Regions from separate parts of the Homo sapiens genome. Here region 1 is linked to region 2. Evidence: chromatin loops called from intact Hi-C (ENCODE). Cell type or tissue: ascending aorta. All regions are shown on one strand. Links, peaks and the distances in the headings refer to the core of each region. The heading gives the core; the rest is flanking DNA.

Region 1 (5,000 bases), core at 1-5,000, 110 kb before region 2:
ACCCCCTAGAGAGGTCAAGAGCCTCAGCAGAAAATGGAACACATCAGGGTGGTAGAAGGGGCTGGGCTTATCTCAAGAGTGCCAGGGCTTGTAGATCTGGTGGCTGATGTCACTCTGATTAGCAGGACCTGGGGCCATTTAGAGAGAGTGGCTTGTTGCATGTACACATCTCAAATCTCCAACATTCCACTATCAGTATCCCAGCCTAGATGCCCAGGGACACTAGCCCTACTGAGCCTGTCAGACAAACACAGTAACCAGAGCAAAGTTGCTACATTAAAAACATTGAGGAACCTCTTTAAATGAATTACTTAAAAATGGGAAGTGGGCCGGACATGGTGGCCCACACCTGTAATCCCAGCACTTTGAGAGTCCAAGGTGGGTGGATTGCTTGAGCTCAGGAGTTTGCGACCAGCCTGGGTGACATGGCATAAACCCCATCTCTACAAGAAATACATAAACCTCATGGCTTAAACCCCATGGCATAAACCCCGCCTTACAAAAAATTAGCCAAGTGTGGTGGCACACACCTGTAGTCCCAGCTAATCAGGAGGCTGAGATGGGAGGATCGCTTGAACCCAGGAGACGGAGGTTGCAGTGAGCAGAGATCGTGCCATTGCACTCCAGCCTGGGCAACAGAGCAAGTCCTTGTCTCAAAAAATCGCTCCCAAAACAACGGGAAGTGTTTAACATACCATAATAGCAACAGATACATACTCAGCACTTAACTACATTCTGGGCACTATTCTGAGTGCTCTTCCTGTTTTAACTCACTTCATCCTCACAAAAATGCTGTGGCGTGTAGGTACGGTTCTTGTCTCCATTTTACAGATGAGACGCCTGAGGCACAGAGAGTTTAAGTAACTTGCCTAAGGTCACAAAGCCATTAAGTGGTGGAATCAGGGATGAACCCAAGCAGTCTACTACACCTTGTGCCCATTTAATGCACTGTGTATCTCTCTCACTTTCAACAGTACAGATATTCTCTCTAATCTTGTTCTTTTTTTTTTTTTTGAGACGGAGTCTCACTCTGTCACCCAGGCTGGAGTGCAATGGCGCGATCTCAGCTCACTGCAAACTCTGCCTCCTGGATTCAAGTGATTCTCCTGCCTCAGCCTCCCAAGTAGCTGGGATTACAGGTGCCCACCACCATGCCTGGCTATTTTTTGTATTTTAGTAGATACAGGGTTTCACCATGTTGGCCAGGCTGGTCTCAAACTCCTGACCTCAGGTCATCCACCCACCTCAGCCTCCCAAAGTGCTGGGATTACAGGCGTGAGCCATCGTGCCCAGCCTGTAATCTTGTTCAGACTATTGACTTGCTTAAATTAAAAAAAAAAAAAAAAAAAGAATTTCTTCCCAGAAGGGGAAGAGACATGTCTTGCCACCCAGTTTTATTTAGTTAAAGTGAACTAACCCAAGAGGCTTCGCTACACCAGCAAGGCTGTCGAAGCCAAGTCCCTTCTGATTCTCCTCCCAGATCGCAGTCCTGCCCGGAGCCCTGGTGCTGGCCCGAGTCTACACCACTCCACGGAAGACCTGCGGATGCGGCAGAGTGCAAATTACGGACGTCTGTGTGAGTGTGTGCTCTGCCGCTCTGTGGCAGCTTTATTCAGGCTGTGGCAGCTGTGACATGGCCACATTGCCATAGGTGGGGGAGACAAAGCCCAGGATCTGCCAAGAATTCTCAGGGCATGCATCAGGAGGAGCCTAACTTTCACTCTAAACCCAGGCTGCTCTCAGGGCCTCATTTACTACCATAATATTCAAGTCATTCCTCTGAAAAATGAGGCTGTCAGTCACATCCTGGTGTAATCAATACCCACTCCCATATTCTAGGTGTTTTTATCTTAGTCTGTACCTTCATCTTCATCAAACTGACATTAACCCTGTTTTTTGGTGAAAAGCTTTCCTGGAAATGGAATCAAAAACAGGCAAGGTCCTTTCCTTCAGTTCAGTCAGGCAGCATTCCCATCACTGGGTGGCAGTCTCATGCCACCATGGAGAAGAAATGTGGGCAGAGTCACGGCCCCTTTTTTCTGGGAATGGCTGGTAGGGGGCGGGGTGTGGGTTTGAGGTGAGAGGTGACAGACAGGTTTTACATGCACCTCGTCAGGGATACACAGACAGGCGAGCTGGGGAAAAGAAAGGAGCGAACTTAGAAAGTGAAGTGAAAAAGAAAAAGCAGTGAAGGACTATTTTCCTTCAGGTACTTTTACTAAAATGCCAAGATGTTAACAAGTTCAGCCCAGTGCTGTACCCCTGTCCAGGCCCAAGGAGTGACTTGGGGGCAATGCAGCCCCTGCCTGTGGCCTTGGGCACAGCAGGCATTTGCTGCAGTCTTCTCTCTCTGTCCTGATGACCCAAGTCCTCTTAGTCTCCCCAGCTTTGTTATGCCACATAGGGATGCCCAGTGGCAGTGTTCAGTGGGTACAGAGTGGCTTCGGGAAGACCTTCCACTCAGTTATCATTGTATATGAGGTCACCTCCCTACTGACACTGCTTAGGGGTGGGAACCACTGGGACAAGAGGCACGAATGGATGATTGCAGCTTTGTGTGAACCAGGTCATATTCAAGGTGGGCACCCGCCATGAGGTGGCCCAGCATGCAGAACACAGCGCACAGGGGAAGGATCAGAGAGGAGGAGACACTGACTGAGTCTTGGAGCATAAATAGAAGTTTTCCAGGAGCAAGGAGGAGGAAGAGGGGGTTCTAAACAAACAAAACAAATAGGAGGTTGGGGGATGGAAGAGAAGGAGCTGGAGCTATGAAAATAAAAACATTAGTCCAGTTCACAGGAAGTGCAGGAGTTAAAGGGAAGAGAGAGTCAAATCAAAGAGGGCCTTGTGCACCCAGCAAAAGAACCCGGGTTTTATTCTGAAGATAATGGGAACCCCTGGGAAGCTTGAAGCAGGAGCATGCTGTGATCGGATTTCTGTCTGAGTAGGAATAATCTAGAAGGGGCAACATTGGAAGGCAGAGACTGAGCCTGCATTCCAGAATGGAGAGGAAGGGACAGAGGTGGAATTGAAGTACTGGTGGGAAGTAGGAGGTGAGGAAGAGGGAGGGCCCAAGGCTGCTCCTAGATTTCTGTCTAAAGGGCTGGTGGATGGGAGGGAGGGGCATTGAGTGGAATGTGTCCATGAGGAAAGTGATTTGGGGGCAGGTAAAGAGTTGCATTTGAGGTGCCAGAGGGGACTGCTCCAAGGAGTCTGCAGCTCAGAAGAGGAGTCAGACTAAAGATCCATCCTGGGCATCCTCAGCCCAAATGGGTGTTGGAAACAACAGGAGTGGGAGCGATTGACCAGCGGAGAGGCTGAGGCACCTGGAGGGGATGAGAGCAAAGACAAGGCCCTGGGATGTCCAAGCAGGAGAGGATCCTGGGACAGAAATGAGAGGAGGAGAGCCAAGAGGAGCAGCATTCTGGACACCAGGAGTGGCACAGGCCAATAGCCGAGACACGATAGGTCTGAGGGTGTCCACCAGATTGGGCTAGTGGGAGAGGAGAGCTGGCTTTCTCTCTCTTAACAGAGGAAGGAACTATTGGGCAGTTCAAATAATTGGCTATCACTGTTCTCATGGGAAGCCCACCTTCCTTCCCTCTGCCAGCCTAAATCCCCAGCCCATGTTTGAAGACTCTCACCGGTCATGGAGGACAGAGGTGAAACTGCTCCCCCTCCAGCAAATTCCAAGCTAAGTGACACATGGAACCTCACCTAATAATGCGTCTGTGTCCCTCCTCCTATCCGGGCCTGGTGCAGAGCCACACCCAGAGTAGACAGCCTGGTGACATCCAAGACGTTGGGGTGGAGGAGTAGAGACTAGAGTGTGGTAGATTGAGGAGGGAGAAGGAAACAGTGGAAACTGGAGTCTAACACCTCTTTCAGGAAAGCAGCCATTGAACAGAAGGAAAGTGAGAGGATGCTAGTTTAAGGGGACTGCAGGATTAAGGGGGAGGGAGTTTGCTTTGGTTATGAACATGGGAGAGGTACATGAGTAGGGCCCATAGGAAAGGGACCTGCAAGAGCCTGGCTTCCCCTGATGGATCTTCTTTTCCTTTTCTCCTAGGTCATGCCCAGAGCAGAAGCATGAATGACATTTCTCTCACCCCAAACACAGACCAGGTAGTAAAACCCCTGCACTTAGCTGCAATGGAGGGCCAGGGCAGGAAAAAGTCTTTGGTTTCAGGAGCAGGGATCCCCTATGGGCAGAGTTCCACTCCTACAAAGGAGTGGGAGTTCCAGGAAGATCCCCAGTGGGGACTCTGGGCTGCCTGGGGGACTTTGCCAAGGCCAGTAGTCGGGGAATGACGGAGTCCCAGGTGCTGGCTCTGTGTCAGGCCCTGGGGGTGTGGGACAGAGAACATGATTAAATGAGGCGCCAGCTGTCCTTGAGCTTGGGATTTGTTGGAGAGAGAAGACCAGCACACATGGCTTCATCTATCCTGTGATCCACAAGCACCTTTAAAGATGGGATAGGGACTGGGGCTGGCAGAGAGACAGAAAAGAATCTCCCTGTGGCGAGAACAGTGGTAGTTAATTAGACTGTCCAATAGTGCATCTTCTTCCTGTGGTCTCCCATGAACTGGGCTGAAACCCTCGTGATGAGATCAGAATTCTGCAAACAAATTGGGTCCAGTTCTAAGGCCCACAGCCCCAGAATCCTGTGACTGTGCCCCTTGGGGAAGCCCAGAGGAGGCCCCCTTAATTCCAACTCCTGCATACCTCAAGGACAGGAGGCCCCATGGTCCCCTTGTCTATCTCCCCAGGAGTAGGAAGAAAGATGACAAAGGAAACCTGAGACTTGGCGAGGAGCCTTCAGGAGCTTGGGTGACCTCCAGGCCTTCCAGCCACCCCTAAGTTTGGTGGAAGGCAAAAACAAAGTCAGCCCCTCATGTCAGTGTCCCGGGCACAAATAAATTAATAACAACAGTAACAAAATCAATCAATATTTAAGCTCCACACCACATGCACTACACTGTGCCAGGCATTTTCTGTGA
Region 2 (12,221 bases), core at 3,466-8,465:
CTCAGCCTCCCAAAGTGTTGGGATTACAGGCATGAGCCACCGTGCCCGGCCTATAGAAATCAATCTTTTTGACTCTTCTCACTTTTATCTCCCCATGCCCAAGGTTTGCCTGTTCCATAACACTCACTCCCTTCCCCCTTGCTAATCAGAAGCCATCTCCTCTCAGTGTCTGATCTCTGCTCTTCATACATGATTACAGTCATGGGGTAGAGAGTGCTTGCTAAATTATGCAGTTAATCCTATGGTGCTTTAATTTTCAGGCCTTCAAAAAACACTTGTACAGTGATGTGCAGATTTTTAAACAGTTGAACTTCCTTGTACTACAGTTTTTGTATTGACAGCCAAATTTGTCTTTCATTCTTCAGATTGTGAATAAAGTGATTTTTACAGGGCTTCCAGCAAAGTTTTTCCTTTCATCTAAGGCTTGTAGAACCCTAGCTTATATAGCTGCTTACATGAGAAATGCAAAATCTGTATTCACCATGACTTTAGTAACAAAGGTAAAGTTTTTTAGTAGTGCCAAGGCAAGAGGAACAATCTTGGTGGTAGTACTAAGTTTTGTCAATATTGTGGTTTCCTGATTGTATTGTTGGCTTTCTCTCTGAGCATTGAGGTATACTAGAAGTAGAGCTTCTCAAACATAATATCATTACCTCATAAGCATTAACAAATCAGGCCCAAAGAGCGTAAGTCCTAGAAATTTGTTTTAAAGCAGCCCTAGTCATGGTGCTGGTGCTACCGCCTTGTTTTAGGAGCCTGCCTCCTGTCAGTATGAAACCCTCACCTGAAAAATGCCAGCCTGGACACCAAACACTGAGCCCCTTCAACAGGCACATTATTTCCCCCTGAGATCCATAAGGGAATTTAGTTTCTACTATTGTAGAGTTCTGAAAAGAGGTAAAATAGTAGTCCTTTGGTCATCCTATTTTTGCTTTCAATTTTGATATTTCAGACTGTAAAAGGCCTTGGGGGATGATAGTACATGTGGTAGCAGTAATTTTTTTGAAGCAACTGCACTGACATTCATTTGAGTTTTCTCTCATTATCAGATTCTGTTCCAAACAAGTATTCTGTAGATCCAAATGGATTACCAGTGTGCTACAGACTTCTTATTATAGAACAGCATTCTATTCTACATCAAAAATAGTTTGTGTAAGTTAGTTTTGGTTACCATCTAAAATATTTTTAAATGTTCTTTACATAAAAATTTATGTTGTGTTTTAAAATCCTTAGGGGCTTTATCTATTTTTCTAAGTCAGTTAACTGTACTTCTAAAAAAAGTATTTTGTATCTACTTTTGTAACTTCGTCAGAATAAAATATATTGAAAGCAAGAAATGACTGATTAAAGTATGTATATCAACACACATTTCTATTTAAATATAGAAACTTGAGAGTTTTGCAGATTCTGTGGATTTTTGAGTACAGCTTAAATTTGGAAAGTTATCTTTGCATATCATTTAGTAGCTAAAATGTTTTCTTAGCCGTTAAAAAAGGAAGTTCCTAAATGAACTAAGTATCATACTACTGGGACCGAACCCCTAAGAAACAAACTATGTCTCTGATAGTGGCTAAAACCCATCCCAAACAAAAATACGTGGTCTCCTTCCTGCCATGCAAATCAGGCTCCAGATCTCTTGTACATTCCTGGTTGTGCGATAGTAGAGTTAAAATTAAAAACTTAATGAATGTGGCTAAACAGTACAAGTTAACACTAATTTTATTTTTTTGAGCTGGGGTCTCTGTTGCCCAGGTTGGAGTGCAGTGGCACAGTCTTGGCTCACTGCAACCTCCGCCTCCCAGGCTCAAGTGATCCTTCTTTCTGAGCCTTCTAGTAGCGGGGACAACAGGCACACACCATCATGTCCGGCTAATTTTTTGTATTTTTTGTAAATATGGAGTTTTGCCATGTTGCCCAGGCTGGTCTCGAACTCCTGAGCTCAAGCAATCTGCCTGCCCCGGCCCCAAAGTGCTGGGATTACAGGTGTGAGCCACCACACCTGGCCTAGTTACTAGCAATCAGTTTTGGATTTCTTTTGACATTTTCAGTAGACTTAAAATCAATCACAAAAATGATAAGTTTGTAAGGGTATCTAATGGCTATTTCAAACTTTGTAAAATAATAGAATAACTCAGATAATCTTTGGGAGAGCCAGACTCTGGGTTTGAACCTGCACAGCCAGAAACAATGTCCAAACTATGCCATGGAGCTTCTCTGACAAATACCCCATTGATGTCCCCACTAGGTATGGACATTACAGCCTGCACTGTCCCCACTTAGGTGTGGACACTAGTCTGCACCTTTATCGCTGGCCACTAGATGCCAGTCTGCCACAACACCTCAAAAGCTAGCTACCTTTTTAGCTTTTTACTGGAGTCCTTTAGTAGGTTATCTCATTTAATCCATAAAGCAACCTGGAGAAAGTGACTGCAATTAAGAGGTATGCCAGAAATATTTCAGTATTCTTTAGACCATGCCACATAAGCTCAGACAAGTTCAAATAGCTAGTATATAGCAAGTCTGTTTCTCTGGATTGCATTTGCAAAAATTCTGCATGCTCAGCAGTGCTAGGAAGCTCTATAAAATGATGGTGCAACGAAAAATCATCCCAATGAGGTTAAAAAAGGAGATGCATCCAAAGAGTTCCTACCTAATGAATTTTCTGAGTTTCAGATGTATATATGTGTATGAAAGCTATGAGTGATCATGGACCAATACAACTGAAGAGAACAAGAGAATCTCGAGGTCACAGCAAAAAAAAGTAAGATGCAGAAAGGATTGACATTTCCTGGGACTAAATGCATTTCACTTTTGTTTTAATCACAAAGTAAAACTTACTTATTTGCTTCTGTCAAAAAAAAAAAAAAATACTAGAACTGTTGGAACTAATTTGGAAGCCCAAGATTCGTCAGATCGTCCTGCAAATCCTTTTCTAGAAAAGTTCAAACTTAGACCTATGGAGCGCAAATTGCTGAGCCTCTATCAGTTCTGTTCAGTAATTACAATGCATGCACTTTTTGTCCCATATTGGGCTGCTGACAGATGACTCAAGCAAGGCTCTGTCCTCAGGGAGCTTATAAACCAGTGAGAACAGACACATACATAAATTGATAGTTGTAAAAGGCCATAAGTGCAACAAAAGTTACAGGTAAGTTGCGGGCCCTAAGCTTACTGTGAGGCAGTCAGAGGTGGCTCTTTGGAGAAGACAAGGCTTGAACCTTAAAAGGTGGGCAACTGCATAACCAAACTTGTAGCATAGCTTATGAAGGGAGGTGCAAGTATAATATTACTGAAGGGTAGATTTCAGTTGGACAGGTAGATAGTGGTTAAATCATACAAAAGAACTTGAGAGTTTTGCCTGTAGGTAGGCGATGGGGAATCTGAAGGATTTCAAGTAGCAAATGTTTTCATTTCATTTTATTTTATTTATGTTTTTTAGACAAAGTCTCACTCTGTCGCCCAGGCTAGAGTGCAGTGGCTCAATCTCGGCTCACTGCAACCCCTGCCTCCTAGGTTCAAGCGATTCTCCTGCCTCAGCCTCCCAAGTAGCTGGGAGTAGAGGCATGTGCCACCATGTCTGGATAATTTTTGTATTTTTAGTAGAGATGGGGTTTCACCATGTTGACCAGGGTGGTCTTGAACTCCTGACCTCAGCTGATCCGCCTGCCTCAGCCTCCCAAAGTGCTGGGATTACAGGCATGAACCACTATGCCCGGCCTAAATGTTTTCATTTCAGATGGCTCTGACAGCCTAGGAGGAACTGAAGATAAGAGGAGGAGAATGGGGCAGAGAGTAGCTCAGAGTAACAGATAGTATGGGCAACTGTTAAATTATGGGGAAGAGGAAGGTTAGAGATAAGCAAAAGTACCTTTTTTTTTTTTTTTTTTGAGACAAAAAGCTGGTAGAAAGGCCACCGCAGCCAGCTAATGGTTTGTATTTTTAGTAGAGATGGGGTTTCGCCAATGTTGGCCAGGCTGTTCTCGAACTTCTGACCTTGGGTGATCAGTGCGCCTCGGCCTCCCAAAGTCTTTGGATTACAGGTGTGAACCACCTTGCCTGGCCAAAAGTACCATTTTAAATAAAGAAAAGGAGGAATTCTGCCAATACAAATCTGTGAGCTTGCCATGGGTCACTTGGTTACAAGTGACAAACCCATTAAACTGCCTTCAGTGCTCATTTCCAGCATTGCTGGTTTCCAGCTGTACAAAGTCAAACATTTGTCTCCTTTTATCTGTTTTCTTCTTTATCTTGCTTCATTTCCAAAGTAGTTCTCCCTGCATGGTTGCAAAGATGGTTGCCAGCAACTCCAGCCTTTCTACCAGCTTAGCAACATAGAGGAAAAAGATCAATGTCTGGGAACAACAGACACTGGGGAATACAAGACTGGGGAAGGAGGAAGGGGGCAAGGGTTGAAACTACCTATTGGGTACTATGCTCATTACCTGAAGGACGGATTCGTTCATACTCCAAACCTCAGCACCATGCAATATACCTCTGTAACAAGCCTGCATATATACCCCCGATTCTAAAATAGAAGTTGCAAAAGGAAGTCCCTCTACCAATTCTCATTGGTCTGGCTCAGACCATGGGGCCGACCCTAAACCAGTCTCTGATTAGCCAGACTTGGGTCCTGTTTCCATTCCTAAAGCTGGGGATAGGTGCGCCTCATCTAAACCATGCTGTCTGAATAGCAAGGGAATGGTTCACCATTACTACCCTGCTTGAGAAAAAATTTTTTTGACAGTTTAAATTGCATCATTGACAGCAATGAAGAAAACTTAGCAAATCATCTCTAAACATTTTAAAAGAATGAAGCAGAAAATGTAAGACAGGCTAGTAATTGATCCAAAGGAGAAATTCTGAAGGCCAGAACATAGGAGTCAGTTAATACTGTAATAAATAAATTAGACAATATCCATATATAACAACTATAGGTCCAATCCATCCAAGTGCAACGCTGAAGGGACGTATTGATTGCATAGGCCAGAATGTTGGCAAAAAGCTGGTAAATCCTGCAGGGTGCCACCAGACCGCGTGCTGCAAACAAATAACAGCTAGAGAGAGGAGAGGCTTGGTTGAATTTCGGCCTTGACTGGTCTGAAGACTCCAGAGGCGGGACGAATTTGCGGACAGTTCTACCCCATCCCACATGGCGTCAGCTTCCCTTCCATTCTCATGACTCCATGGTCCATGGCTCCAACCTGGGCCTCTGTTAGGCTGTGTCCTGTGGCACCTTAAACTCAGGCAAATTAAGAACTGTTCGTGGACTCTGCTCAGCCCCCACCTAACCCTCCATCCAAGTCATTGTCCAAGCCAGAAACTGGAGTCATCTCAGATACCTTCCCACTCACACCTCCACATGCAGTCGCTCGATTCCATTCACCTCCCAAGTGTCTCAGTTCATTCTTCCATCCCTCCCGCCACTGGTTTAGTTAGGCCCCTCCATTCTCACCTGGACCATCGCGGTAGCCTCGGAGCTTCTGACTGTGTCTCTGGTTGCAGCCCCTACACGCTCTCTTCCTTACAGGAGCGGAGCGATCTTTCTCAAGCGCGAATCAAATCCTTCCACGAGTCCCCGCACCTGGAGCGAAGGCCAAACTCCTCAGCTTAGAAGCTAGACTGCCAGAGTAGGGAGTGGGAATGGAAAAGTACATCAGGAGCACGAGGGGTATTCGGATGAGGGAAGGCCAGTATAGGGCGCCGAGACCTTGGAGTGTTTCTGAGCTGAGGAGGAATGAGACTTTCACGCGGGCAAGGGGACCCTATCCATGAAACAGGCCCTGGGGAGACTGAAGGAGAGCGGCGCGAGCGAAGGCAGAGGGCGGGGCCCCGAGGTCGGCAGGCGCTGCAGTGTCGGGGGTGGCGAGTCAGCCAGGGCCAGGGGATGGCGGGGTGGGGCCGGAGCCAGGCGACCGGAGGCCTCCGGGGCGGGGCCGGGAGGCTGACGGCCTCCGGGCGGCAGGGGGCGGCCTCTCCCACGGCGGCGGCTCTCGGTCCCCCGCTCCGCGTCTTTCGGGCATACAGTGACCTCGGGCGGCGGGTCACGTCGGCCGGGCATGGCTGCATGGAGCCCGGCCGCGGCAGCGCCTCTCCTCCGCGGGATCCGCGGGGTGAGCGTGGGCAGGGTCGGGGCTGCTCTCCCCGGGACGGGAGCTGCGGAGGGACCGCGGGGCCGGCGGCTGTCGGGGCTTGAGGACTGGCTCCCGGAGGGCGCGCGCGGCACTGGCAATGGGGGGCTCCTCTTCCTTTCTCTCATTCATTCTTTCATTCATTCATTCACTCAGCGACAACGGCATTCGAAATTTCAAGCTCTGGCGCGCTCTAGGGGAGCTCCCGAGCTGGGTGGAGGTTGGAGGTCAGGCGGACAGACACATGAACAGTCATAATACTGCGGGCACAGGAAAAAAAAAGGATTGGTTTACCGAGCAGAAGACAGGAGTCATAGCCCAGAGTCAAGGCGTGGGTGCGAGGGACTGCAGCGGGGCCGGGGCCTTGGGAAGGTCGACTGGGCCTCTGACCTTGATCCTCCTCCAAATCCCACACTACCGGAGCAGAACCCAAGCAGGGGGCACTTCCCACGCGCTCTCCTAATCTCTCCCCCTTTCTGAACCATCCTTTGCTTCAGCTCATACCATTCTTTCTCTTAACTTTCATTTTCCTTCTCCCCTGGTTCTGAACCTGCCTGCCCTGTGCATGAAGAGAAGTTCTTCCACTGCGGTGACTTTCAGCGTGGACAGTGATCATCTGGGGATGTCAGTTGATTGTTCCACTAAAGGCCGCTGCCCACAGATCCGCTAAGATGAAAGGCTTCTCCCAAGGATTCTGCAACGCTCACCTCTCTCACCCCTTAGTAGCTGCCGATTCTGTCTGCCATCTGGTTACTCTCTGCCTTTACCCTCAAGATTCTGCCCCCAGAAGCAGCTCCACCCCACCCTCACTCCTGGCAATCCTGTCCAGCCTCTCAACATCGAGTTTCTGTCCCTCCACACAGCAGGCAGACAATCACACTCTGGACCTTTCTCCTGTCTTGCATTTCTGTCCCTAATTGACTAGTTCTTCCCCTGCTCATTCATTCATCCAGCACCAAGTGCCTCTGAGGGCCTGCCCTGGGGTCAGCTCTGGGATGCTGCCGGACTCATTCCTGGCCTATAAGACCAGTGGTGAGAGAGCCAGTGCACAGCTCATTTTAAAGGAGGTGCTCTGAGATTCTGTGACACAGGACCCTGCTCTGAGCTATCAGGAAGGACTGAGGGGTAGAGGGGTGGGACCTTCAGCACCAGCACCCATGAACGGCCCTAGTGTCCTCCAACCTGTCATCCACGTCTAGTCAGGGACCAGTGCCCGGTGCTTCCATCATTGTAATGCCTCTTACTTGGGCATCTCTCCTGACTCGCTCCAGAAGGCACTGTTTCCTGCAGGTTACTTTGGTCCCATGAGCCTGGGTTCTATCACCTGGAGTCCCATCTCCTGTCCCATACAGTCCACAATCTTTAGCCTGGCATTCAAGGCCTGCCACACTCCATTCCCAGTCTGCCTTTTCAGCATGCACTCAGCCCAGCCAAGTGACTGCCGACCTGCTTTTCTGCTCCTTCACTACTAACTGTTGAGACGTGTTCCATCAGAAACATGGGCTCCCCTGGCCGGGCGTGGTGGCTCATGCCTGTAATCCTAGAATTTTGGGAGGTTGAGGTGGGTGGATCACCTGAGGTCAGGGGTTTGAGACCAGCCTGGCCAACATGGTGAAACCTCATCTCTACTAAAAATACAAAAATTTGCCGAGCGTGGTGGTGGGTGCCTGGAATCCCAGCTACTCAGGAGGCTGGGGCAGGAGAATCGCTTGAACCCGGGAGGTGGAAGTTGCAGTGAGCTGAGATTGTGCCACTGCACTCCAGCCTGGGTAACAGAGCAAAACTCTGTCTCAAAAAAAAAAAAAAAGGAAACACAAACACAGGTTCCCCCATGGTAGCCATTGGGGAAGGGGTGTTGTTGCCAATGGTAAACAACCTACAGATACTCCTTCTTCAGGTTCTTTCATAGAATTCTGACTTTGCTCCCAGTGAGAAGGAGTGCATGATGAAGGATAGCTGGCTAATTGAGCAGTGGGCTGTGAGGTCACATCCCACTGGGGAGGGCGAGACATGTTAATCAGGCCTAAAGGCGAGGGAGTGTGGAATTTGGCCCCACCATCCAGGGCAGTGGATGGCCTAGTGGTATGGATCTGAGGCAGGCTATCCAGCTTTTCTGGCTCTGTATCTTACCGAATTCAACCTTGGGCACATTACTGTGTGCCTCAGTTTCCTTACCTATAAAACTATCGGCATAATAGTGTCACAACATTATATGGAAGCAAACATCTCTTGAATTAGGTTTGGGGCCTCTTGTCTCTGGAGTCAAATTGAGTTATTAACAATCATCCTGTCCCCGCCAATAAAAGTTTATTCTGTGTTTTGGGGCACTTACATGGACTCCTGATACCACAGAGCCCCTCTGACATAACCCATGGCTGTGCTGGCGAGGGCTCAGGGGCCTGCCTTGCAGGGGGAATGGCAGGCGGGCCTGCACAGTGGCCCAGCTCAGGGGCAACAGCATCTTCCTCTGCCCTGACCTTCCTCTCTGTTCTGTGGCAGCTTCCACTTCACCATCGGATGTTTGCCACTCAGACTGAGGGGGAGCTCAGAGTGACCCAAATTCTCAAAGAAAAGTTTCCACGAGCTACAGCTATAAAAGTCACTGACATTTCAGGTAAGGTTTCTCTCACTCTTCCTACGGCGCTTGGATAAGATTTTGCCCTTTGGAAGGACAGAGGGTCAGGGGCTTGGAGGAGGGGGCTTGCTGCTGGTGAGTGGCTTCTCAAGATGTGTTGCTGCTGGACAGGTGGAGCTCGGCTGCCCCCACCTCATGGGATGGCAGTCAGGATTCAGAAATATCAGAGGGAAACTGAGGACAAGGCGCAGCTGGGAGGACTCAAGGTTGCCAGCCTGGCTCAGCTCAGACAAGGTCCCTCTCAGTCACCCTAGAGCTGAGGTCCACAGTCTGTCATTTGACTTTGAATAGGTTTTGCTCTAATTTTCCCCCATTCTTCTGACACCCTAGGATATCAGAGCTGGAGTGGACCCCAGAAAGATTTTCTTCAGCTGCTTTACTTTCCCTAAGAGGAAATGAGCCCAGAGAGGCCAAAGGAATTGCCTAGCTCCTCATAGGGAAGAGACAGTGGAACTGGAACCAGAACCGGGACTCAGGGGAGACTCTGTCCTAAGCCCAGTTACCAGCCCCAGCCAAGCGCTGTCCTTCTCAGGTGGCCACTGGCACCTAGAAGTTCAGGCTGGCAGTGTGTTAGGAGCAGGCTGGAGAAGCAACTTCTGCATCCACAGGATGGGGAAGATAGGCCCTTTATCCACACACACACACACACGTACACACAGAACGGCCCGTGGCGTGGGCCGCTGGATAGGCATCAGTCTGAATCTCTCCATACCCAGAGGCAGCCTTTGCCACTCAGCATTGCCATGAGGGCTCACTGACTTTACTGAGAACATAACATTTCCAAGGATTGAGGAGAAAGTTTAGAAAGTAGATTTTATTCTGGAAACCACAGGAAATAAATCAATCTAAAGATCTGCTGGGGTTTTGGAGCAGTGGCTCATGCCTGTAATCCCAGCACTTTGAGAGGCTGAGGCAGGTGGATCACGAGGTCAGGAGTTCAAGACCAGCCTGGCCAACATGGTGAAACCCCCCCGTCTCTACTAAAAATACAAAAATTAACTGGGCGTGGTGGCACACGCCTGTAGTCCCAGCTACTCAAGAGTCTGAGGCAGGAGACTTGCTTGAACCCGGGAGGCGGAGGCTGCAGTGAGCCAAGATCATGCCACTGCACTCCAGCCTGGGTGACAGAGCGAGACTGTGTCTCAAAAAAAAAAAAAAAAAATCTGCTGGGGCCAGGCGCGGTGGCTCATGTCTGTAATCCCAGCACTTTGGGAGGCTGAGGCAGGTGGATCACCTGAGGTCAGGAGTTCGAGACCAGCCTGGCCAACATGGTGAAACCCCATCTCAACCAGAAATACAAAAAAAAAAAAAAAATTAGCCAGGCATGGTAGCAGGCACCTGTAATCCCAGCTACTCAGGAGGCTGAGGCAGGAGAATCGCTTGAACCTGGGAGGCAGAGGTTGCAGTGAGCTGAGATTGCACCACTGCACTCCAGCCTGGGCGACAAGAGCGAAACTCTGTCTCAAAAAGAAAAAAAAAATCTGCTGGAATGGTACATCAGGTGAGGGCTCTGCAGGAGTCTTGGGGCAATGCTGAGGCCTTGATGTTACCAGGTCCTGAACTTGCCCCAGGCCCAGGGCAGAGTTAGAGCTTGACTCAGCTGTGGCTCTGCGCAGTCCTGGACAGAGTGCAGAAGGGGAGTTGAGGCTGAGAACCTGGGTTTAACCAAAACTTGGACTCCTAGAGCACATTATAAGAAAAACAGAACAGGCCAGGCGCGGTGGCTCACGCCTGTAATCCCAGCACTTTGGGAGGCCGAGGCGGGTGGATCACGAGGTCAGGAGATCGAGACCATCCTGGCTAACACGGTGAAACCCCGTCTCTACTAAAAATACAAAAAAAAAATTAGCTGGGCATGATGGTGTGTGCCTATAGTCCCAGCTACTCAGGAGGCTGAGGCAGGAGAATGGTGTGAACCTGGGAGGCGGAGCTTGCAGTGAGCCCAGATCGTGCCACTGCACTCCAGCCTGGGCGACAGAGCGAGACTCCATCTCAAAAAAAAAAAGAAGCAGAGCAAAGCCTGTTGAGTACGTTGCACCTCTCACACAATGGCCTGGCTCTGTAAATCATGCAGGGGACATATTCTTGCCCATGTTATTTCATGCTAGAGCTGTGTGTTTATCATCAGTCATCAGCACCAGCTCTCCAGCCAGGTGGAGGAAAGCTCAGGCAGGGGGTGGATGGCCCACCAAGCTCTGCCTCGAGGGCTTCACCAAAAAGTTCTCCCCCCAAAAGCCAGGATGAAATCCTGGATGCTGTGCTGTGGACCCAGCAGTGCCAGAGACAGCCCCGAGCAGCTCCATGCATAGCATGTTTGCTGTGTCCCTGGCTCTCATGCTCCCCTGGTTCTTTCCTTTCTTTGGACAGTATTACACAGTTTTCAAACCAAATTGTAGTGTATTTTTGCACTTCAAAAACACTGATTGTTGGTCCTTTGGAAGCTGGAACGCTGAAATTCCGTCCTTCTCATCCTCTTCCGTGGCGTTTATTGGCCTAGTGAAAGGAAACACTCTACACTCCCTAGGTTGTCCATGCTTTGTGCCTTATCTTTCCTGCCCACAAGTGGTAACCCTGGGTGGTGCAGCTGCCTCGCAAAAGGAAGAGCACATTTTGGATTGTGGCAGCCTGTCAGGAGGAGCATGTGGTCAGATTGGAAGCCATGATCTTTTCCTAATGGTCTTAGCAACTTTCCTTTGTGCTGAATGATAATATTCAGACCTTTGGATTGTACAGTACTTCAAGGATATATGGGACCATGGCTGCCATGACTTAATAATTGAAATGCTTTTGAATCATGTTTATTTTAGGAGGTTGTGGGGCGATGTATGAAATTAAAATTGAATCAGAAGAATTTAAGGAGAAGAGAACTGTCCAGCAGCACCAGATGGTTAATCAGGTCAGTAGAGGCAACAGTGCCCCTTGCCACTGGCCTTCAGCCTCCAAAGGGGCCTGCCAAGCAGGGATGGTGGTTTTTGCCGTCAGTTGCAGGAGAGAATAATGCAGTACTGCAATCACGAAACAGGACTCAAGACCTGAGAAAAATCGAATCTGGGAGTATCTGCATTGTGGCAAATAGGAATTTTATTCAAAATTGAAGACAGGCCTCCCAATAGTGATTTTGTATGTCCTCGTATAATGCTACCTATGTTTACTGTTATTGTCACATATTGATGAGTATATCTAAACACAGACACTGCTAAAAGATACATGTTTTTGTAGATCTGAAGAGGGGTTTTTTGGCCTCTCTTTGGGACTGCTTTACAGATGAGTCAGTTGATGCATGGCATGAGTGAGAATGGCTGCAGCTGCCCCAGACCCAATGACAGAACATTTGGGTTCTGGAACATCACGTTCAACCAGCCTAAGGCTCAGTTTAAATATTATCCATATTTATTTTAATTTGGAATTTATACCAACTTTGACCCTTGTACCTGTACCTATGAATTTGCCCCCTCACT

The links. Hi-C counts contacts between places; a loop is a spot of excess contacts. Peaks named below come from ENCODE experiments on the same cell type or tissue, not always from the same donor. Only the 100,000 strongest peaks of a DNase experiment are listed, where the experiment ranks them.
Region 1: it touches region 2 in a loop (5-fold over the local background); 8 of 110 quality-filtered maps call a loop at or near these places.

The regions. Positions count from the first base shown.
Region 1 is chr2:74,258,713-74,263,712 of GRCh38, reverse strand. SLC4A5 (solute carrier family 4 member 5) reads left to right here. Exons shown (of 31, transcript NM_133478.3): 11 at 1,481-1,576; 12 at 4,070-4,125. Among named protein-coding and RNA genes, the nearest start is that of MTHFD2, 63 kb to the right of the region's middle. In ascending aorta, for the core only: a CTCF peak has its summit at 1,986 (motif pointing right); a DNase peak (open chromatin) is centred at 2,022.
Region 2 is chr2:74,141,710-74,153,930 of GRCh38, reverse strand. It overlaps BOLA3 (bolA family member 3), which reads left to right and starts at 6,019. Exons shown (of 4, transcript NM_212552.3): 1 at 6,019-6,110; 2 at 8,628-8,742; 3 at 11,571-11,659. The coding sequence starts at 6,057. It overlaps BOLA3-DT (BOLA3 divergent transcript), which reads right to left and starts at 5,950. Exons shown (of 3, transcript NR_045636.1): 1 at 5,708-5,950; 2 at 5,453-5,581; 3 at 1,542-5,233. It overlaps MOB1A (MOB kinase activator 1A), which reads left to right. Exons shown (of 6, transcript NM_018221.5): 6 at 1-1,403. RefSeq lists an enhancer at 5,606-6,265 and a silencer at 5,799-6,278. In ascending aorta, for the core only: a CTCF peak has its summit at 5,944 (motif pointing right); a DNase peak (open chromatin) is centred at 5,930; H3K4me3 peaks cover 2,380 bases; H3K27ac peaks cover 1,275 bases.